Regions from separate parts of the Mus musculus genome. Here regions 1 and 2 are each linked to region 3. Evidence: chromatin loops called from intact Hi-C (ENCODE). Cell type or tissue: heart. All regions are shown on one strand.

The links. A loop is a pair of places that touch in the nucleus more often than their neighbours do. Peaks named below come from ENCODE experiments on the same cell type or tissue, not always from the same donor. Only the 100,000 strongest peaks of a DNase experiment are listed, where the experiment ranks them.
Region 1: it touches region 3 in a loop (4-fold over the local background); 10 of 42 quality-filtered maps call a loop at or near these places.
Region 2: a loop joins it to region 3, with 2.1 times the contacts of the local background. A loop is called at or near these places in 14 of 42 quality-filtered maps.

Annotation. Positions count from the first base shown.
Region 1 is chr5:132,227,055-132,235,054 of GRCm38, reverse strand. The region is part of intron 2 of Auts2 (autism susceptibility candidate 2); the gene reads left to right. Among named protein-coding and RNA genes, the nearest start is that of Auts2, 310 kb to the left of the region's middle. RefSeq lists an enhancer at 4,695-5,903. In heart, a CTCF peak has its summit at 3,196; DNase peaks (open chromatin) are centred at 3,204 and 5,254; H3K4me3 peaks cover 656 bases; H3K27me3 peaks cover 569 bases.
Region 2 is chr5:133,798,543-133,806,542 of GRCm38, reverse strand. No RefSeq gene overlaps it. Among named protein-coding and RNA genes, the nearest start is that of Gm36667, 200 kb to the right of the region's middle. In heart, a CTCF peak has its summit at 4,295 (motif pointing right); no DNase peak of the experiment used is centred here; H3K27me3 peaks cover 290 bases.
Region 3 is chr5:134,002,591-134,010,590 of GRCm38, reverse strand. No RefSeq gene overlaps it. Among named protein-coding and RNA genes, the nearest start is that of Gm40340, 44 kb to the left of the region's middle. In heart, a CTCF peak has its summit at 3,630 (motif pointing right); a DNase peak (open chromatin) is centred at 3,690; H3K4me3 peaks cover 593 bases; H3K27ac peaks cover 391 bases; H3K27me3 peaks cover 1,409 bases.

The DNA.
Region 1 (8,000 bases), 1.8 Mb after region 3:
CTGTAATTTAGTTTTAATCCTTCTCTTTATCTGATGTCTCTGTTGTTAGGCACATAAACATTAAAGATTGTTATGTTGTGTCGATTGATGAATGTGTGTTATTATTATTAAATAGATGTCTTTATCCCTGGCTGTAGTCTGAAATATAGTTTTAAAAAAATGTGTGTCCATAAAGCCCTATTTTACTTACTATTCCTACCTTTTAAATAGATTTTTTGGTCATTTTAAAAAACAATGTGCGTGTTGCTATGTGCATGGCTGGGGAAGCACGTGGGAATAGGGCAGGTGCCTTCGGAGGCTAGAAAAGTGTGTTTGGTCCTGATGGTTTGAGCTCGGGTTGTGAGCATTTGAAAGACACACGAATGTGGCAGATTTCCAGCCCCTTCCCTCTGTCTTTTCATAGGAGTGCTGTCCATTGAGAAGGTCAATTTCAAGTCTGCCGGGCTGGCACTGGTTTTATATTGATGATAGCTTTCCGTGTGTGTGTGTGTGTGTGTGTGTGTGTGTGTTGTATCTTTAGCTTGTAAGAGCTTTTCAAGTGATACATGACTTCATATATGGTGTATGAATGATAAACTTAGCATTCCATTCTGTTCTTGGCTTGCATTTCTTCCATCCTAACTTTTATAGTGTACATTTCATAGTGTACATTTATATATGTTAAACAGACAGCAATTTGTTTCTGTTGTTTATATTTTACCAGTAAATTTTTTAAAGCGATTTTCAATCAGGAAATATTGATTAGACCAAACAAGCCAAATGGTTAGTTACTGTGTCTTTCGTTTGATTAAGTCGGACTGACAGTGGAGCTATTCCTGTTAACCAAAGGACTTCCTTCTAGTATTTCTTGTTGAGATAGTCTAGTATATGGCAAACGATATATATGATCTAAGGACACTCAGGTGCAGAGGTTGTTTTCTGTTGATAAATAGGCTCTCTCTCTCTCTCTCTCTGTATTTGTCTGTGTTTGCACATGCATTCGTGCATGCACTTTAAATGTGCTGATATGCTGTCTTCTCTCAGTTATTTCCCACAAGACATTTGATGCCACCTAAATTCTTCTTAACCATAGCAAGGATTTTCTCTGCCACTCAGAGTTTTTAATCCCTGCATTTAGAGCACTTGACTGCAGTGAGTTTTAGTATAGTTTTATACATGTTTCTTCTAGTTTGTATTTGTTGAGTTATTTTATTCTATGGGGGCATAATTTTTATGTTGATAAATTTTGGGTCATTATTTCCTCAAAGATTTATTTTATTTTGTGAGTGTATGTGTGTGTACATGATTATGGGTACGCGTGTGTACATGAGTGTATATGTGCATGGGTGTAGGTGCCTTCAGAAGAAGATGAGGTTAGATACCCCAGAACTTTCATTACAAGCTGTTGTGAGCCACCCAATCGGGGTACTGGAATTGAACTGGAATCTATTAGAAGGGGTGCAAGAGCTCTTAACCACTTAGCCATCTCTCTAGTCTGTCTTTGACGTTTTTTTAAAGAGAGAATTCATCTTTATTTTACCTTCAATGGAATTCTAGTTCTGAGATATCAAACTATTTGTCATCTTGTATTTAAGTGTGTGTGTGTGTGTGTGTGTGTGTGTGTGTTAGTGTGTGTGTAAGTGATAGAGAGATGGAGAGTGTGTGTGTGTCCTTTTGGATAGTTCTTTGGCTTAGCCTCATGCTTACTGATCTCGTTTTCTCCTATGTGTGTTAAGTAGTTTTAGAGGTTAAAAACAGGTTGTGTTGTTTAAATAATAAACATCTTTGTCTTTTAAACATCCAAATGGATCTTATAGTAAATATTTTAATGTTCTTGTTTATGAATGATGTCTTTGTAACTTCTGGGTCATTTCTGTTATTTCATTCTGTTTTGAATATTACTTCATCCTGTTATTTTATTAATTGTTGGGAAATGTGTGCCACCACATAACCACACCCCCAGTCCATCACTGGGGGATCCTAGGCAAGTGTTTACTAAGCTACACACCATCTTCTATAAAGGCAGGATGGAGGTGTTCTAAGTGCATGTTCTATAGTGGACCCACATTCCTAGCCCTGCTTACGTATTTTAAAGAAAATCGTCTCTTTGGAAGGATGTGTTTCTCTAGGTTGAGCCTCATGTCTTTATGCTGTTTGAATTTGCACTTTTAACCTACTTTCATATTTTTTCTGTATTCTAAAATTTCTTCCAGATTCTCTGTTGTTGTTTTCCTTGTTCAAGATGTATCATGGGGTGACCAGTTCACATTTAGTTTTAGAGTGTTTGACAGTATATATTGTTCAGGCTTTGCCTAAAACCTTCACATTATACAAAATCTCACTTGTCTCTCCATTACAGTATAAACCACACTGATATCATCGTAGCTTGTTATTATGTGTCTTTGGTTTGTTAGGAAAGAGCTGTCAGAATAAGCTCTCTTTATCACTTGGAATTACAAGTTAACTGTTGTCTTGCCACTGATTAGAACAGCTGTCTTCTCCATTCTGCTGTGTCTGCTGTGGCATCTCACTGTCACAAGGTAGTGTTGGAGGTGACAGTCTCCTGAGACTCCTTTCATGACCTGTCACAACATCACAGACTGGGATCAGTCAGGGCTTTCTGTCTTTTGTATTGGCAATCTTACTTCTTAAAACATGTGGCTCTGCCTCTGACCCTGCCTTCTGCTCCTCTTTCTCTGCCTTCTGATCTGATGCTGTGTGTTATGGGGCAAGGTCAGGTCAGCTTCTAATATACTCTGATTAAAAATACTGCAGGGGCTGGAGAGATAGCTCTGTGGGTAATAGCAATTGCTCTTGTCAAGGTCCTGAATTGGGTTGCCAGCATCCATGTTGGGTAACTCAAAACCACTAGTAACTCTGTCCCCAGAAGATCTAACACCCTCTTCTGGCTGCCCCATCTACCTGCACTTGCGTGTGCACATGTACACACAAACACATATGAACATACACAAATAAAAATTTAAAATACTTTTAGAAATTCCTTCCTAAAATATACCTCAAAAGGAAGTCTTATGAGAAGACCTACTAATTTGAGAGCTTTATTTTATTTTTTATTTTTATTGAAAAAAAAAAACCTTCATTTTGGAGTTGATGTCTGCGGTATTCCTGTGTTCATATTTTTCACTAGCCTTGGATTCTCCCAGTCCTCCAAACACTGCTGACTTGCTTTCTTTCGCATTGCATGGTTCTGGCTCCCTCTGCAGCCTCAAATGGAAAAGTGCGGGGCTGTCCTTTGTTACTGAAAAAACCCAGCTAGCTGAGCTGCCTGCTTGTTTGAAGGAGCATTTGCAGCTGGTGTGCAAGTGTAGACGGGAAGCGCAGATTAAGGAACGCCTTACTTTTGTTTTGGCAAGGCTTATTGGAGACTAAAGTTGTATCTAGGGAGGATTCAGGTAGAGGAAAAATGGTGAGGATGGGCTGAAGAGAGGCTGAAGAGGTAAAAGGTGACATTTGCTAAGGAGGAAGTTTCAGGAGCAGTGTTGCAGTGTAGTTGTATGAAGACACTGAGCAGTGACACCTGAAAGGTCCCAGGCTGAAGCCTCCTGGGTCACTGGTCAAGGATTACAGCTTGACTGTGTGATTTAACACTTTGTGTGCCTTGCGAGTGGCTTCTCCGTCAACCATGTAGCAGGGGCTTGGGTTGCCCGCTGTACAGACTGCAGTCTCTTGTGCTTCAGAGTGAGGGAATTAGAATTAGAAAATGTAAGTCGAGCCTTCCTAGGCTGTGATAATGGCTTCAGATTATTGCTTTTCAGTGTTCTCTTGAGATGTTTTATTTCCCCCGTAAGTCCCCGAATCTACAGTGTCCATTAAAGGAAAATTATACCAAATTCTAAAATGTAAGTTTTTAAAGCAGCGGTCACCTTGTTTGACTTGTGCTTATTTTTGGATGAGCATAGGAACTTTGGACAGAGTGGGAATATTTGAGCATGGCGCTAGGGGTGCTGTTAGTGTTAACAGGCTGTGTACTCACCAAGTGAACATAGGTTTCCAAGTTCCTTTGGGTTATTTATGCATTTTGGTTCAGTCTAAAGGTTATTTAAAATTTTTGTACTTTAAATGCAAAATTTTATATAGTAGTACTTCTCTAGAATATTATGCATAGTTGTTGACGTAATGGCTTGGGTAGGCACAGATAGCTGGTATGTGAAGAATAAATTACCACATCAAAGCCTGTGTGCTTTAGAGGGAGGAGTGAGTACATTGGTAGGTATAGAAGATTACCTTTATTACACGGAAAATTTCAGTGTTTATATAAACTTTTGTGGGTTTAGCATATTTGTAGACATAAAGTGAGCCTTGGAGCCTTCAAACATGACCTTTTCATTTAGTAGCTGAGTGTCTTTGGCTTGGTTTTTCTTTTTCTTTTAATTCTTTTCCTGGATTTTTGAATCACCTGAATTAATACCTTGCCTTTATTGTCTTTATGTATTCACGTAAACTGAAAACCCCAAACTGAGTGGGTTGTTGTTATTGTTTGTTTGTTTTAAGTTTTTAAGTATGTTTTGTTTTGTTTTGTTTTAAAGTTTTGTTGTGTATGCTTAGCTGGCCTGCCACTCCCATCTACAATGCTGTTAACTCTCCACAGTCCTGCGTTAGCCTTTGGAATTGGTGCTGGAGACATGAGCATGAGCCCACTCCAGGCTTCAGGTTTCTGTTTGGTCACCAAAGCTTTTCTGTGTCTAGAAGACGAAGGTGAATTACTGTTTCTGTCCTGAAGTGAACCTCACACAGCCTTGTTGATGTTAGTGGGAATGCTAATATCTTTTCTAAAGTTCTTCTGGAGTGTTCCTCTGGCTCTATACTAAAAGGACTGTAATCTTTAGAAATTGAGTTCCTGCAGGGAGGCTGACAGCTCAGCAGATGGTGGGAGATTTTAGGGTGTTGTGTTTGTTATCGCTCATGTAGAGCCGACACAGACTCCAAACCCGAGTCTGTATTTCTCTTGGAGCAGACATTAACCTCTTTTTCCAGGCCGAGACAGTGAAGTGTATCAGTTTTGGTAGCCTGGGTTATAAGAAACCTAAATTAGTTTGAAGTGGAATTATCCTGTTGAAAGGGCAGTTGAAAGCCCTTGACACTGGACAGAGGATTGTCTAGTGTCTAATCTTGGCTCAGAACGCAGCAGACATAATGAGAGTCATTATGAACTGGTGATCTCTCACCCCTCCCCTCAGCAGACCGCATTAGACTTGCAAAAACAGAGAGCACTGTGTGTGCTTGGCCCTGTGCCTGCCCTGTGCCAGAGGAAGAAAGTCTACCTTGTTTGTGCTCCAACCAGATACCGATGTATCCTGTTACTGCTAGGCTGGGTTCTGAGTTCCTCTGTTCAAGCTCGTCTTGACAGATGCTGTCATGGCTGACCCTTAGCAAGACAAATGCAGCCACTTTGCAGGAGTTGGCTTCTACCCAGCTGTGCTTGCCAGTGTCCTGAAAGGACGTTCCTGTGTATTTACCTGTGGTCTATTACCCTCCATCACGATCTGAGCTACCTTCAGAATCTTGGCTGTATCTGAAAGCAATGTGTAGTTGTTTGTTCAAATAAATGCAGTCCCTGAACTTGACTTCCTGATCTTTCAATAACAGCTGTTGCTTAAATACATCCTGAGAATCTCCGGGAAGGTCTCCTGCTACAGAATCAGAACTTTGATAGCTGTGTATCATGGACTCTGGAAGCACCACAAAAAGAGACTCTCCACAGATGAATGTTGGGGGGTTTGCTCTGAATGTTAATCTTTGCCTAGGAGGAATGACAGTTTTGTTGTGTTGCAGCGGGTTGGGATGAAAGAAGACAAGTGGCTGGAAATGAGTGGGGTGAACTATGGTGAGAGCTTGCTTCTGAAGGGTGCTGGCAAAGAGGCTTCATTATGGTATTGAAAAACAGATGGGGGCTTCTTGAAGTCTGTGTAAGAGTGAGTGAGTATGGGTCTCCCTCTCCCTCTCCCTCTCCCTCTTCCTCTCCCTCTCCCTCCCCCCTCCCCTCCCCCTCCCTCTCCCCTCCCCTCCCCCCTCTCCCTCCCCCTGCCCCTCCCCCTCTCCCTCCCCCTCTCTCTGTGTGCTATGTGTGTTTAAAAATCATTCTGGCAGTTGTCTGGGGAAGGAATGGACACACACACACAAACACACACACATGCACACACACAGAGAGGTAGGGAGGGAGGGAGAGAGAGGGGGGGTGAGTGGTGCATTATTTTTTTCCTATCAAGCTCTTAGTAAGAGGCTGGTTTAGTAGAGAAAATAAAGTGGATAGGAAAAGATTTAGATATGTGGGTGTCTGTCAATAGAATTTAGCCAACACTTGTAAATTTAAAAGGTGCAAGAAGAAATAAATCAAAGTTAAGGAAAATGGGTATGTAGTTTTCATCTGAGATACAAGAAAGTACCTGTTGAAGAAGCACACATGGCTTTGTAGCTACATCATGACTCCATCAGTCTGGTGAACACGAGTTTAGAGTATCTTGCACTTGAGGTGTGAGTCAGTTGGTAAGGGCAAGTTTACATACATGAAATCTAACTTTGACTTTTAAGACATTGTACACTGTGTATGGGGATGTAAAGTGGTATTCCTAACACTTGGAATACGGAGGTTAGAAGTTCAAGGCTGTTTTTAGTTGTGTAATACATTCCAGGCCACCCTGTGCTACCTTGATGTACTTAGTAGAATACCACAATATAATGTAGATATTGATGAATATATTCAAGTATAGTTATTTTAACCCAGAGTTCAGACTTGAGATGTAGGTTTGTAGGATAATAATTTTATTCTCAATAACCTTAGTTCTATTTCATCATTAAAGTTATGAAATTATCATTTGTTTTTGCTAGCCTGTATCAATGTTGATACAGACAAGGCTCATATTAGAGATCAGATACTGTTTATTGAGAATGCATTGATTGTGTGTAGCTCAAACATCCATTTCCCTATCTGAGTTCATGCCATGTGAATTGTGGGGCAATTGGTTCTGTATATTCACCATTGTTGAAGCAGCCCACAGGACTACAGGTTAGACATTGTTGTCCTGTCCTTGTTCAGAGCCTTTTGGAAAGATCTTGACGTGGATGTCTCCTTTCATGCAGTGCTGAAGTCTTTAGTGCATATTTCTTAAGTGGAATCAACAGCTTAAACTTTATAGAAAGAAGCTACCATAGCTCGCTGTCTAAAACCTTGCATCTGTACTTTCAACTTCGGCACACTGTGGGTAGCCAGCCTGCTTTTCCTGTCTGATGTGCTGTATCTCTTATATTTATACTTCATCAGTACCCAGAGGTCTTTAATTTTTTTATCTGTTTGTAAATTTGTTTACCTATGGCATTTCTGGTCAGTTCATTACAAAATAAAATGTATCTGTATTAGAGAAGTAATTCAGTAATTAAAGAGATTTCTGCCCTGAAGAACCCGCACTTACTTCCCAATACCTACATCAGACAGATTACAGCCTACAGTTGCAGCTCTACCCCAGTTCATGCTCCCGTCTTGACTCTGTAGGCATTGTGCTCATGGCATATATCCACACAAAATCGACAGCTTTATCACAGTCTTTTCATTTTTTCCTGTGTATGTGTGTGCGCGAGTGCACACACATGCATGCCTATGAGTGTGTGTGAGCGTGTGGTATGCATGTGTGTTGGTGGGGTAGGTTCACACATGTCAAAGAACATGTACAGGGATCCGAGTATAACCTGGGGAAATCAGTTGTCAAAGAACAATTTGCTGGAGTCGACTCTCTCCTCCTAGCATGTGGATCTCAGCAATGGAACTCCGGCCATCAGGCTTGGTAGGAGGCATATATACTTGCTGAGCCTTGCTGTTCAGTATCACTTTAAATGACACCACAGTTCCTGCAATCTCATAGCTTGAAGATGTTCATGGACTCAATTAGATTGGGTCCTGGAAGGTATGTGGTGAAAGAGAAAAGGAAGCTCATTACTTATCAAGCTTCTTGCTCCTGAACACAATTTCAAGCTTTCTTTACCAAATAACAATGCTTTCTACCTGCAGA
Region 2 (8,000 bases), 200 kb after region 3:
ACCACTGTGAACACCATGCCACTATGCAAATAGCTCCTGGGCTCTCTCCTACCGTATCCCGTGTCCTGCCGAGGATGGGCCACATCCCCTTACCTTCTCGATTTTATCTTTGTCCCTCCTGACTTTCTTTCAGTTTTTATCCATTCTCTATCTCTTCCTGAACATGGTATTATTTCTGGAGTCACCGTATTACCCTCATGCAAGTACACTCCCCTTCTCTCCTTTCCTTCCTTTCTCTCGTTCCTTTCCTTTTTCCTCTGTTTTCCTTTCTTACTCTGTTCCTTTTTTCCTCTTTCTTTCACACACACACACACACACACACACACACACACACACACACACACACACAATTTTATATGTGTGTTCATGTATATGTAAGTGTGTGTGTGTGTGTATACAATGAGTATGCATGTAGAGGCCAATGGTCAAATTCTAATTCAGCTGTCATTTCTCAGATATTATTTGTTTGTTTATTTGTTTGTTTTTGAGACAGACTCTTGCACTGGTTCAGTGTAGCTGGCTGGCTGGTCAGTGAGTCTCAGAGACCCTCGTCCTCAGTACTGGATTACAAATGCCTTCCACTTTGCCCAGACATTTTATTTGGGTCTCAGAAGCAAGTCCCTCATGCTATGAGACAAGCACTTTGTAGGCTGAGCCAGCTTCCATCCCAGCTCTCAGAGTAGCCCTTTGTGTGTGGACTTCAGATGAGCTGCCCACGAGAGTCCTAGTCCCAGGTAAGACATCGGATGAACAGCCTTTCCTCAATCTCTGTTGACATAATCTTACCTCTGAAACCAAGGCAACCTCTAACGTGTTTGTTTCCATGTAGGTATGCTTGGGGGAGATTTATACAGCAGACCCCTATAACCAGATTTTATGTATCTATCAGGCATGTCCAGTCTTTAGACACTGCAACAGAATAGTATAATCTACAAAGCCCATGTTTAAGAACTGAACAACAGAATTTTTATTTAAGTGAAAAAAGTAAAACTCTCATAATGGAACCCCCTGTTCACTTTTTCACATCCTGGCACTGTGACCTGGGTCTTCACTGGCAGCATTTCCTGTGCTTGACCACACTTCTTGGGAGCGGGGACAGCTGACTATCTTTACCGCCCACTGTTAAGTGGTACATCTGCAGTTTCCGCAGGACCAATGCCTTCATCTTGTGTGTGGTCAGATCTATTAGGAGACTTGGTCACTACGACATAAATAAGACAAGAGTGGAAGAAGACAGAGTCCTGATGTACTATAACCTGACGCTGTCACCCCAAACTCGCTTTCTGTCCGTCACTGGTTGCTTTGGTTCCCGTATCTGGAGCCCACTCTATGAGACTTTAGATCTGAATGTTTGAAAGGGGAGCTACATTCACAGTGGTCTGTGATGAGGACTTGCGATGTGTTACTTCCCTGTATTTCGGTTCTTACTGTTTCCCTGGGATAACGACTGTGTTGGTTAAGTGAAGTTGGACTGAATGCGTTTTGTGTCCATGAGCCTATGGAGACAAGTGGTGGAAGGTGATAGCTTGAAAGCATTATGTTTGGGTGGCAAACCAACAAGGGGTGGCCTTCTTATGATAGTTTCTATTGACTGCCAATTGTACAAGAAATAGAATCACCCTGGAGACAAATCTTTGAGATGGGTTTTAGAGATTAGGTTAGCTGCGATGGGAAGCCCAGCCTATGCTTTATTCAGGCCCTGATTGTTTTTCCAGACAGACTGATGCTTATGCTATAGGAAGTCATAGGACTACAGAATATTATCTCCATCATCAGAGGAGCCGTAGACTTGAACTACAGACTTCACGAATGCTAGGCAAGAGCTCTGCCAACCGAGCTACATCCCCAGCAGGGAAGCTTTCCTGACTTATGTCCTTGGAGGGCATATGGACAAAGGCCTGCCCCTCCCTAGCAAAGTGTGGATGCCTATAACCAAATTTTTTGTATCAGGCAGGTCCAACCTTTTGATATGGAAACAGAACAGTGCCATCTACAAAGTTCATGGTTAAGAACTGATCAACAGAATTTTTCTTTAATTGAAAAAGTGTGTGGCAAGTTGACAACTGGGTATACATGCCCGTGTCCTGGGATTGTTTTGAGCACACCCTTAGATGCCAAGGGCAGATCACTGGACAAGCATCCCCTCCAGTAGTTCTTGCGCGCGCCCTGGCTCACCAGCAAGAACGACGCTTCAACAGGATCCTTCTGCACACGTTTATTGGGAGAGCTTGATTGCAGAGGTGAAGAGACCCCAAGCCCAGAACTGGTGTTGCTTATATAGGCCTAGGAGAGGCGTGTCTCACATCCGGATTGGTTATGCATGGGTTATGCTTACCACCTCATTTGCATGCCTACATCTGATTGGTTAACTTGTCTCTCATCTGATTGGTTAACTTGTCTCTCATCTGATTGGTTAACTTGTCTCTCATCTGATTGGTTAATTCTCAAAACCTCATCTTGGCAAAAAAACCCAAAACTTTACTGCCTATGTATGCGTGGTGGCCAGCGGTAGCCAGCGCCACCCTGCAACGGCACATGTGACTTCCCACAAGTAGTGATACCCAGAATGCTGGTGTCTGGCATCATACTCTGTTCTGAGAAGGAGACTCAGATCGTAGATTTTAGACCATGATGCTGTGCAATTATGATTCCTAATAGGATCACACTACCTCCAGGCCTCTCATCCAACCTATCTCTCTCTCCCCTCTCTCCTGCAAAGGAAACCCAGTAAGCCAAATCTCTAGGCAAGCATATTGTGTGAGATAGATAAATCTAAGAAAAATAAGACCCCTCTAAGGATTTGGGGTGGAAAAAGAAGATATCTATATAAATAATTTTATGCTCTGATATCCTAGAAGGCTGTCATTCATAAATATATACATACACATTTATATATTGTAATATATGTGTAAATATATGGGAATATTTATATTTATATGCATGCACACATATGTATACACTACATGTATATACATATGTCTCTGTGTGTGTGTGTGTATAAAATGTCCCACTTCTATTTCCATATCCTCTCTTTTTGAGGTGTTGTTATTGTTGTTGAAACCTACTGTGTCCAACAAAAGCTGCCTGATATGTATTGGCTTCCCTGTTGGCTTGATCTTGTACAGGTAGCCAGAGCTACAGTCAGTTCAATGGTGATGTCATATCCAGAAAGCCCTTACATTCTTTCTGTCACCTTTCCTGTGATGTTCTCTGAGTCTTGGGGTGGAGGTTGTAGATGTCCCATATAAGGGTCTAATGTAACTCTTGCGTGGTATGCATTCTGAGAAGATCATTCTAGTCTGATATCAATTACTGATTTAAAATTTGAATTGTGTGTGTATGTGTGCAGTATGTTGTGTGCTTGTGTGTGATGTGTGTACCTGCCTGTGGGGGCCTGTGCACATGCGTGTGGAGGCCAGAGGAGAGCATTTGGGTTCCTTCCTCTATTTTGCTCCACTGGATCTTCCTGACACAGGGTATTTCACTGAACCTGAGCCTGGCTGATTCTGCTAACTTAGCTGTCCAGGGAGCTCTGGGGATCCTCTTGTCTCTGCCCTGGGGTTGAAGGCATGTCTGACACTTTAATGCGGGTTGTAGGGACTTGAACTCAGCCCATCCTTGATGCAGCCTCGGAGACATCTTTCTCATGCTAGATACTGGTCTTTCTAGTAGATATTGCCCTTACATATCTCACTCAAGAGACACCATCTTGCAAAGATTCATGGATGAACTTTGAAAGTCCATTCAAGTGTTTTGGGGCGATCTACATGACAAAGATAGTATCAGTATGAGATCCTAGCTATATCTCAGGTGTATTTATGGGTGATGTTGGGCCTGGCTAGGTGGGGTCATGATTGTCTCCAAGTTTATGGACAAGTTCAAGTTCCACAGCATTTTTGACACTGTTCCTAAACTCAGTAGCTCAGTCAGTACCCGCCACCTGAACATGTTGTTTCCCAGAATGCTTTTTGATTGTATGCTCACTGAGAATTCTCCATATTCCATAAAAGCCCAGTGACTCCTAATTACTTGATGATTGACACTTATTTTAGAAGAATAGAATAAAATAACTCCAGGAGAAAGATAATTTTAGCTTTTCATGTCCATCTAGATAATGTGGTCTCTCCCATTTGTTTTATTGTAATTTATCTCCCTGTACGGAAAACATCAATTAGGAATAAACTCGTACCTCTCTTTTCAGAAACTGTCCATTCTTCACTGTTTATTTTCACATGGCTCTCTGCTACAGCTTAAATGTGAAAAACCTCCCATAGGTCCATGTGCTGAACCCTTGTTCTCCAGTAGGTGGCAGTATTAGTTACTATTCTGTTATGGTTAAAATACCAGGATGGGGAAAGTAACTTAAGGAAGAAAGAGTTTATTTTAGCTTATGGTAGGGAAGGCATGGCAGGCAGATCAGGAAGGAATGTGATCACATTTCATCCGCAAACAGGAAGTGGAAGGATAGGACAGAAAGTTGAGCCAGGCTCTAGACCTTCCAAGTGACCCCTTTCACCCTTACTTCTTTCAGTAAGGTCTCCACCTTCTGAAGGTTTTATAACCTCCTCAAAGAGCTCCACCAACTAGAGACCAAGTGTTCAAATACACAAGCTTATGAGGGACTTCTCTCACAGTGACGGCGCTGTTTTGAGAGGCTGTAGAGCTTAGCCAGAGGCAATGGACTAACTATCAAGGGAAGGCATTCCAAGGTATACCTGCCTGCCCCCTAGTTTGTGTCCGCTTTCTCTGCTTCCTGGTTGATTGTGGTGTGAACTGCCTCCGTCTCAGGATCCCACTGCCACAACTGGAGCTGTTCCACCGTGCTTCTGTCACGATGGATAGAAACTCTGAAACCTTAAGACAAGTCTTTTATCTCTGAGAATGCTTTACGGATACTGTTTTAAACGAGCCATCACGTTCACAGAGACAGAATGTTTACTATACCCTCCACTATACCCACTTTTTTCTCTCCCTTTGACCTGATTTTGAAGTTCATCTCCCTGAGTTCTTACATATTTTCCTTGAGGCTTTGTGCTTAGTTCAAACAATATGACTATGCCTTTGAATACAACCTAAACTATAGCTCCTCTCTTTTCAGCCTGACTATCTATCTCAATGTACTCAAAGTAAAACTATTACCCCAAGCCAGGTCCAGCATCTTCTACATTTTATGTTTTGTTTAGACCTATCACATGGGTCGCTCTGTCACTGGGCTAACCCAGTGGTATAAGCTAGATAGTAAGAACACATTTTAAAGATATTCAGTATTTCTTTAAGTATCTGTCATAGCAGATTGAGCACTGGAGGGATACCAAGAAAATATCCATTAATAGCCTTGACTCAAAAAAACCTGTTCCAAGGTTGTGTTTGGTGCTGACCATGATCTCCACTACAGTGGAAGCTTGCTGCTAAATAATTTGATGTTTACATTGACTTTTTAATAATAGCTTTCATCAATATAAGGGTTGTGCTCTATTAGTTGTTAGACAAAGGGTATCCATAAAAACAAAATGATAAATAAAAGTGTGACCATCTATGATGGTTTGAATGAAAATGGCCCCCCATAGGCCCATAGGAGTGGCACTATTAAGAGGCATGGCCTTGTTGGAGGAAGTGTGCCCCTCGGGGGGGGGGACCTCTGTTGAGGTCTCAGATGCTCAAGCCAGACCCAGTGTTTCACACTCCTTCTGCTGCCTGCTGCCTACCTCTCCAGCACCGTGTCTGCCTGTTTGCTGCCATGCTTTCTGCCATGAGGACTATAAGCCAGCCACAATGAAATGCTTTCCTTAAAAGAGCTGCCTTAGTCATAATGTTTCCTCACAGAAGTAGATATCACTATCATTTGTAGAGCCTTGGCATACACTTTGGATGCTGACCATAGGCAAAGATTGGTTTTCTTTTTTAAAAAAATCTCTGTGTACGTACAGATGTGTGTACACCACAGCACACAGGTGAAAGCCAGAGGACAATTTCAGGTTTTGGTACTTAACTTCTATATTGTTTCAAACCGGGTCTCTTATTGCTCTCTGCTGCATATGTCAAGCTAGATGGCCCATGAGGTTTTAGGGATTCTCCTTTTTTTGGTCTCCCATCTCTCCAAAAGAGTCCTGGAACTACAGATGTGTGATATACTACACCTGACTTGTAGACTTAGATTTTTTCAAAACATACTTTTAATAAGGGTTCTCAAATGCTACAACCCTGCTTCTAGCCCACAGTCCAAAGGTAGGGGAGAAAAGATGGTAAATAGAACAAGGGGATATGGACCTGTTTAGGAGTAGTTCTTTGGGGGCAATTGCAATCTGTTTGTCAGGATGCCAGAAGTCCAGTTCAGTAGTGTCAGGATACCAATCACGAATCAGCAGTGGTGGCACAATCTAGCTGAAAAAGCCAGGCCTCTGCTGATGTCATCATCACAGGATGACCAGAACCAACTAGGATGCCAGGAGAAGTTCTCTGCCATGCTTCTCTCAACAAAGCCAAGATCAGAAAAGACACAAGACCCAGAACATTGCACAGCTAGCTAGGCAAGCACACTGTCCTATTTACACTCTCTCCAGAATCACGCGTCCTCCCACGGGTCTCGCCTCAGCAAAACACCACGTGCATCTGCATCACACGACACAACCAAAAACTTCCACTTCACTGATGTTTTGTATAGTCTGTGGATTTGAACTCAGGTCCTCATACTCTCGTAGCAAATGCTTTACCCACTAAGCCATCTCACCAGCTCCAGATTTGTCTTCTTGTAGTGGGTGAACTTGAAACACTCACATAACACTCTCTATTGAGATATACACAAAGTATTCATAACTATAATGCCTATATAGATTTTTACAAAATATGTGCTTATTAATAATAAAAAAACCAGGTCAAGCAAAATAACAGTATGTATGGCTCATCAGAGAACCACTTTCGCCCTGTATTCTAGTCATTATCCTATTAAGAGGCTAAGCACTATGCTAATTCCTATCAGCATTGATTTCCTTTCCCTGTATCGATGCTTTATGTAAACAAAATCGCATAGCATACACTCTGTCTTTATCTTCTTTCCTTCAACATTAAGTCTGTGAGATTCATCTATGGTTTTTAGAATAACTGAAAATAACCCTTTTTTTAAAAAAAAATCATTTAAGCACAGTCCTCTTATTTTTTCATGGACACTTAGTGGATAATATTCTTCATGAATAGATGTACTTGAATATCTGAGAGCTATCATTTTCTTGGTTGCAAGAAATCTGTTGTTAGGAAACACTTTGGAGTGTTTTCAGTGATTGCTTATCGGTTCAAGTGTATCAGGAAAGAGTCATGATGCTAAGTTGAAGAATCCTAAGCAGACTAATCCCTCTTATGTGTAGTCCCATTCAGTGCGATTATTAACAGTTAGGACTCCTCAGCCTTGGTTACCAAAACAGTCCACAATCACAGCTACTTGTTTCATGATTTGTGCTTAGGAATAAGTTTTGATTGCATGACCTTGTTCTTGCCTCACAGTTGCCTGGAGAGGAAGCCATTGATCAGCTCAGAAGATATATAGAAAGACTAAAGTGGTATTGCATAACTATTTTCTAGGGATTGGGACATTTCATCTGGGAGGGAAGCTCACTGAAACTCAGGAAGGAAAGGATACTTATGAGGCTCTAGAAGTTATCTAAACTCACAAGTCTCAGGAAGTTCCTGAAACTTAAGAGATACACATGCTCTCGCCTTATGGTTGTATAAACGGTAACAACTGCTATAGAAAGAACCCTCTCCAAACTTCCAGGCAGAGTGCAAGTTAAGAGAAGCGAACAAAGAAGGTAGCTTCTGTGAGACATCACTTACGTTCATGTAGGATTTGGGGAGATACAGCAGGCTTTATAACACCCATGTTTCTATCACCTTTACTCCTGCAAGGAACCCCAATACACTCAGTGGTTTGTGAAGCTAGACTTGAGTTGAATAGTTTCTTTAAACTGTCATCAGGGGTTTGTCTGTTCACATTTTTTCCCCAGGAAAAG
Region 3 (8,000 bases):
CATGAGCGTGTTGCTCTCATGAATGGGTCTTTCTCAAGGGAGTGGATTAAGTTTCTAAAGACTGAGTTAGGTCAAATGCTCCACCAATTTACCATGCCCATAACACCTTACTGGGGGATTCTAGGCATGTGCTCTTCAACTGAGCCATAATTTTAGTCTCTTGTAGGGGGATTCTAGATAGGAGGTCTATAGCTGAGCCATGCCTCCAGCCCCTCATTGAGGGATTCTAGGCCAGGGCTCTACCCACAGTACCACATTCCCATCCCCTCCCTGGGGGATTCTAGGCAGGGGCTCTGCCACTGAACTGTGTCCCCAGCCCCTCACTGGGGGATTCTAGGCAGGCACTCTACTACTAAGCTATACCATCAGCTTATTATTTCTGTTTTTAGAATTCTCGAAATGCATCCGCTATCATTTGATTCCATCATTATGCAGCTCGATTTCTGTTTTTAATCATGGCCGCAGGAACAGAAATGCATCTTGTTGGGGGGGGGGGTGCTACCTCCATCAAACAAATGCCGAGCTCTGCCGTGCCGCCGTCGCGCTGTGATCTTTCCATCTATTCAAAACGGCACTGAATGCTGTGATTTATTAGTGGTAGCCCGGAGAGGAGGAGGAGATCCAGAGAAAAATCAAAAAAATATGCAGACAGTCGGCTTCCAGACAGGCAGAGCGTAAGTGGAAAGATTTTTGTGTTACTTTATTTTCTTTGATTAGCATGTAAGGATTGGATTTATTAGCAGAGTATAGTGTTTTATTTGAACTCATACACCCAGCTTTCTCCCCTCCCTCTTTCTCTGTCTCTCTCCTTACTGCTCCCACCCATGTATGTATGTGTGTGTGTGTGTGTGTGTGTGCACATGTGCACATGTGCCCGAGGTTGACATTAGGTTTTTCTCAATTGTACTCCACTTGGTCTATTAAGGCAAGCTTTCCCACTTGGATCTAAAGCTCACAGATTTAGCTAGTTTAGTTAGCCACTTTGCCCCAGGCATCCTATCTCCACCTCTTCTGCACCGAGAATATGCTACACCCATCTGATATTCACAAGGGAGCTGGGGGGTCCAAACTCCAGTTCTCATGGTTTTATGGCGGGTGAGTGCTTTGCTCACTGAGCCACCCCAACAGTCCCCTTGGTTATGAGACAGGGTCTCCCTGTGAAGCACAGGCTAGCCTCAAACTCACGGTCCTTCTGTCCCAGGCTTCCAATGCACCTAGCCCCCTCCCTTTCTTTTACTGTCTCTTTCTTCTCTTTCCTTCACTCTTCCATCTCCCTCTTTTGAAAATTTGCTATTCTGCCCTTTCCCCACCCCCCATCCCCCAGGATCTCATATAGCCCAGGTTGGCCTCATACTTGCCATGTAGCTCAGGCTGGCCTTGAACTCCTGATGCTCCTGCCACAGCCCCTCAAGGACTGGGATTATAAGTGTGCACCATCATGCCTCACTTCCTGGTCTGTATTACCGGAGCCTTTGAACTCCTATCTTCTTGCTCTTTTTAAAGTCCATCATGGCTTATTACAGTCGTGTCTCTGAGGCCTTGAACCCCAGAACTTAGTCCTTCTGTCCAGCTATAGTCCCAAATTCCCTCAGCCTCTAGTATTACTACTGTAGTCCTAGCATTGCTGGGTGTTGTAGCTACACTGGTGATGTAGTTTTCCTTAGGCCATCCCTGCTCCCATCAGCTCCTCCCCTGCACTTCTCCTCAGGAAGAGTCATGCAAACACTCTCCCAGCTTCCTCTCCTGCTACCCTTGAGTCTGCTGAGGTCTCACAGCATCCCCATTAGAACTGTAGCCCTTGCAGGGGTAGCTGGTTCACTCAGCTGTTGCAATCCTCTCTCTGAGAAGTTTTGGACCTGTGTATTCCTTGTCTAGGTCTGAATGGGGTGGTGGTGGTCTAATCCCATAGGCACAGAAGAGTTAAGGTGCCAGTGGTTGCAGATTTGTGTGTGTGTGTGTACATGCATGTATGCACATGCTCACAAGTGTGCCTCTGTGCATGTGGAGGCCAGAGGCCAAACTCAGGTGCTAATCTACCTTGTTTTTTGAGACAGGTCTCTTATTGGCTTGGAAACCTCCAAGTAGGCTTGGCTGGCTGGTCAATGGGCCCTGGGGTTGCATCCATCCCTACCTCTCAAGCATGCGCATTCCTAAAGCCCAATTTTCTTTCTTCTTCTTCTTCTTTTGTTGTTGTCTCCCTAGCTCCTCTATTGCAGTTTAACACCTCAACACCTCAACTCAACTAACTTTCTAACTCTTCATCTCTAAACCTGCTCTTTCTGCAGCGGTCCTCATTCCTTTAGTAAGAGGTTGAACCTTGTGGTGCCTCTGTCTGAGAGTCTCAGAGGCCTTCTTAGTAGCTCCTTTTGCTCAGCGCACCACAGTCAGGATGTCAGCGCCATGGCCACAGATCACCATCTGAAGAGCTGCCACCTGGTCTCACCCTCACCTTTTTTTTTTTGTCAGGACCACTTAAATTGTGTCTCCGCGTGATCCTGTGGCTTGACCCCCTGTCTGCTTGGCTCATTTCTCTCTCTTTCTTTTCTTTTCCTTTTTCTTTTCTTTTCTTTTTTCTTTTCTTTTCTCTTTCTTTCTTTCTTTCTTTCTTTCTTTCTTTCTTTCTCTCTCTCCTTCCCTCCCTCCCTCCCTCCCTCCCTTCTTTCTTTCTTCTTTCTTTCTCTCTTTCTCTCTCTCTTTCTTTCTTTCTTTCTTTCTTTCTTTCTTTCTTTCTTTCTTTCTTCCTTCCTTCCTTCCTTCCTTCCTTCCTTCCTTTCTTTCTTTCTTTCTTTCTTTCTTTCTTTCTTTCTTTCTTTCTTTCTTTCTTTCAATTTTGCAGTGTGAGGATGGGCTCACAGGCCTTTGAGTCAAAGACTCTAACCCACTAAGCTCCATCTCAGCCCAAAGTCACAAGCCCAGCACAGAGCTCCACCCCCAGTTCAGAGCCCACCTCCAGCCTAGTGCTCTACCCCCAGTTCAGAGCTCCCACTCAGAGCTCCATTTGCAGCCCAGTGCTCCACCCTTTATTCAGAGTTCCACCTCTGTCCAGAGCTCCACCCATCCAGAGTTCAACCTCTACCTCAGAGCTCCACCCAATCCCAGAGCTCCACCCAATCCCAGAGCTAAACCCAATCCCAGAGCTCCACCCAATCCCAGAGCTCCACCCAATCCCAGAGCTCCACCTCTACCTCAGAGCTCCACCCAATCCCAGAGCTAAACCCCCAGCCTTGTGCTCCACTCCCAATTCAGAGAGCTCCTCCCACCCATTCCAGAACTCCGCCCTTAGCCTAGAGCCCCACCCCCAGCCTAGTGCTCCACCCAGTCTAGACCTCCACTTCGGCCTAGAGATCCACCGCAGCCCAGGCAGGATCTTTCATGTCAGCCCTTTGGATCCTTATCAGAGGGTGAGGCCTCACATCCTAGGCCCCAAGCAGTTCATTCCTTTTTCCTCTCAGAGTCCAGGTTCTTGATTACCTGCTCAGGGATCCTAGAAATCCCACGTGGGAATTAGGACCTCGCTCCACAACTCCTACTGCACATGTAGGTAGTGAGGTCACACCTCAGGCAGCCAACAACTGCCTCCAGATAGCCTTCAGAAAGCTTAAGGCATCGCGGTACAATACGCAGCTTTGACCAGTAGATGGCACTGTGGTTGTTTCCAAAAGGCAGCTGAGGCTTTTGGAGAAAGAAAATGTCCAAATGGCAGCAACAGCTGCACTCCGAACCCTGCAGGGAGCTTTCAAAAGCATTAACCCCTGAGTGGTAGGGAAGCAGGAGCTGGAGGCAGGGGGGGGATCTTAACTCCCGGAGGCCAGGCCAGAGGAGCAAGGGGCAAGCGGAGGCAGGAGAAAGCAAACTGCAGGGTGCCCTTTCTTAGGGACAGCCAGGGGCTCAGTTAGCCCAGGGGTGGGGTTTGGAGCCACTCTGGCACTCCGTTGGGGGGTGGTTTTCTAGAGATGAATGCAGCTGGGAGCCCCGTGCTGACTGTGTGAGATTGCCCTGCAGTTTCTTTTTAGTAACCACTTTGGGCCACTAATTTAAATCGTGGCTCCTCTACCCGTGAAGGCCAGGAACATTTCTTCTTCGTTTGTGTTGGTTTTTCAGAATACCCGACAAGTGTCAGATGCCTTAGAAATAGTTGTTGAACCAATGCCTAATTGATTAGATAGATAAATAAATTTTGGATTTGGGGGTGGTGGTGGTGAGGAAATTGAACCTTTCCCTTTGTTGAGAATTGAACCCAGGACCTCCTGTGTGTTAGGTAAGTGCTCTGTCAATGAGTTTCGGTCCTGAGAGTCAGCACCCTCCCCTCCCCCCATGCCCTACCTCAGGAAACAATGGCATTAAGGATCTTGCTTATTTGGTACAGGGTTTGTTGACTACGCTGGAAGCCCTAGGTTTCATCTCCAGCACAGCACAAACAGAGCACTTGGGAGGTGGCAGTAGGAGGTTCAGAAGTTCAAGGTCATCCTCCACTACTCCCGCAGTTCAAGGCCAGTCTGGAGTTTCTGAGACCCTGACTCATAGATAACTAAGTACATTTTACAAATTAAAAAAAAAAATTAGTGATGGGGGTTGGGGTGATGGCACAGTGGTTACAATGCTTGTCGTGCAAGCTGGAGGACCAGAGGTTGGATCCTAAGGACCCATGGAATGACAGGTGGGTGTGGCAGGTGGGTGTGGCGGCTTGCCTGTAAACCCAGCCTCTGAATTTAGAGATGGAGGAGCCAGGGAGCAAACTGGCTAGAGAGGAAACCAGCTCTATCAGTGAGCTCTGGGTTTAGCTGAGAGATTAGGCCTCAAGAAGAATAAGAGAAAGGATTGGGGAATATTTCACATATCAGTCTTGGGCCACACACACACACACACACACACACACACACACACACAAGCTTACACATATATATGAACATGCATGCACACCCCACATACACATGAAAAGAAAACAATAATAATAATGACAAACAACAGGACTCCCTGTTTGTGGTGCTACATGCCTTATAATCCCTGTAGGTTGGGAAGCGGAGGCAGGAGGATGTTCACCATTCTAGGCCACCATGGCCTACATAATGACATGTCTCAACAACAGGCATAAGCCCAGACAGGGAATTTCAAATGTCTGCCTTGGTGTCTTTCAGTGCTGACCCTCTCGACGGCATCCATTGCAGTACCAAGAGCTAGCCAAAACTCCTTCCCCACATCACATCTCCATACATCTGTCAAATCTGTGCTTCTCAATTCCCTCGGATCCATATTCATCCTTCTTTAGCAATTTATCTCTATCACATCCTCCTTTGAATTAAAAGGATTTAGTGGCTCATTCTGTCTTCCAGCTAGATGGGGTTATGTTAGGATCTCAGTTCAGGTCACCCAGGCAATATGGCAGCCATTATGGGCCAACTCCTTAAAGGGTCTTTAAAGAAAACACAATTAAGGCTGACAGCATTTTCTAAAGAGGGCACACCTATCTATGTCCCTTTACATCATTTTTCTTACTTTCTTTTTCTTTTTTTGTTCTAGTGCTGGGGATGGAACCTAGGACCTTGTACATGTTAGATAAGAGTTCTGTTGCTAAGCCACGCCCCCAGCCCCTCACTGCGGGATTCTAGTTAGGAGTTCTGCCACTTAACCACATTCCCAGATGGCCATAAGTGAATTTTAGGTTAAGTGCCTTACCATTGAACCATACCCCTCAGACATGTTGTTCTATTCATACATTAGAAGAAAGGAACACAGACTTGGACACTGCAATACTGCAGTGATAAGTACCTGAGGTAAACACATTGGTTTAGGAAGCTACTCTCACATCTGCAGCTCAGAAAGTAGAGAGAATGGAGCAGAAGTGAGACAAAGTGGTAGCCCTCATAGACCCTCCCCTAACAGCTTTAGGAGGGGCCATGTTATCTTGTTAGCTTCAGGAACTTATTATTGAGACTTGTGTGTTGTTTACTTCCTGAGTTCTATGAGCCTCACTTGCTCCTTCCTGGAAGGAAAGAAAGTGAAAGCAGTTCCTACTCTGAGGAAATGTCATTATAGCAGGGGAAAAGGACAGGATATGATTCGTGGCTAAAGTAAAATGAACAATAATTAAGGCCAGTGTCTAGAAACTCATAGTAACAAAGACACCTAGTTAAGAAGGACCTTGGAGACTACTTGATTTGTGCTCCAAGTTTTACAGCTGGAGAAAATTGAGGCTTAGCCAAATTAAGTCAACTATGATAGGTCCCCCAGCTCTGAAGCTGCATGCCTAGTTCCTAACATGGTGTTTGACCTATTTTCTACACAGCTATACACAAGAGCTGGGAGAGAAGACAGGTGCTAGAGTTGCTGACCTGTAGAGTAGAAGCATCCTTTTCAAGAATAAGATGGGATGACTGCTGATACCTTCGTTCTTCTCAAGCTCCCATGAAGCCCAGGGTAGCCTCTACTTGCTACCCTCAGTTTCCTCATTGTGCTTTGAATGTGAAAATTGTCCCTTAATGGTTTATGTGTTTGAACACGTGCTCCCTACCTTATAGCACACATATGCACACAAACACACAGCTGAATGACTAAATGCAATATAAATATAAAACAGGAGCTGGAGAGGTGGCTCCATTTGTTGTGCAAACATGAAGATCTGAGTTCTAACGCTCAGCACCTATGTAGAAAGGTAGGTATAGCCACATATGTGCTTGCAATACCAGCATAATGGGGTTAGGTTCAGTTGTGGAGACAGAAAAATCATTGGGACTTGTTGGCTGCCAGCCTAGCTTCAGGTTCAACAAGAGGCTCTGTCTCAAGGGAATAACTTGGAGAGTGATGGAGTAGAAACCTAGTGTCCCACCTCTGTCTCCAACACACACACACACACACACACACACACACACACACACACATACACACACCACACAAAGTGTGTAAGGTCATTTCGTCTGTATGTAGGTCTGTGCACCACTTGTGTACCTGGTATCTGAAGGAGCCAGAAGAGGGCATTGGAGTCTCTCAAAGTGGAGTAACAGGCAGTTGTGAGCAACCCTGTGGGTCCTGGGAATTGAACCTGAGTCCTCTGGAAGAGCAACAAGTGATCTTAACCAGAGACCTTTCCAGTCCCCTCATATTTGTGTGTGCATGTGCGTGTACGTATGTGTGTGGTGCATATACACATTACTGTGTGGTGTTCACGTTGAGACCAGAGCAAGACTTTGTGTGTCTTCCTCTATTGCTCACTACCTTGAGGCAGGATTTGCCACTGAAACAGAAGTACATCATTTTAGGTAGGTGGGGTGGCCAGTGAACCTGTCTTCACCTCACTGTTGGGTTACAAGCATTTGCAGCCATTATCTTGATTTTGATGTAGGTATTGGGGATTTGAACTCAGCTCTCCAGGTTCTCATAGTCCTCTACTCCTGTTTCCAGTTAACTACGATTAGTTAGCATTAGTTTCATGATGACTTGTCCTGGTTAGACTTTTGTCATATTGACACAAACAACAGTCATCTAGGAAGAGGGACTTCCATTGACAAAATGCATCCATCAGATTGCTTGTAGGAAAGTCTATGGGGGCATCTCCTTAATTAATAATCGATGTGGGATAGCTCATCCTACCATGAGTGGTGCCCCCTCTGTGCAAGAGGTCCTGGGTGGTACAAAGTAGGCTGAGCAATCCATGGGGAGCAAGCCAGTAAGCAGCACTCGTCCATGGCTTCTGCTTCAGTTCCTGCCTCCAGTTCCTTCAGTGATGGAGTGTGATCCGAGAGTCTTATGATGAAAGAAACCTCCCCCCACCCCCCACCCCCACCCCAGGTTGCCTTTGGTCATGGTGTTTCATCACAGCAGTAGAAAGCAGACTAGGACAGTGATATTTCTATTCACAAGTGTCATTGTGTTCCCCCATGTGGTCCCTGGGCTTTACCAGCCTGAGGCTGGATGCCAGCCTTCATGATGACCTTCGACTCTGGGCTCTTGAGCTCCCTGTGACATTGGGTTCCCTGCTCTGGAGCTGGAGGTAGAGGTGGTTGTAA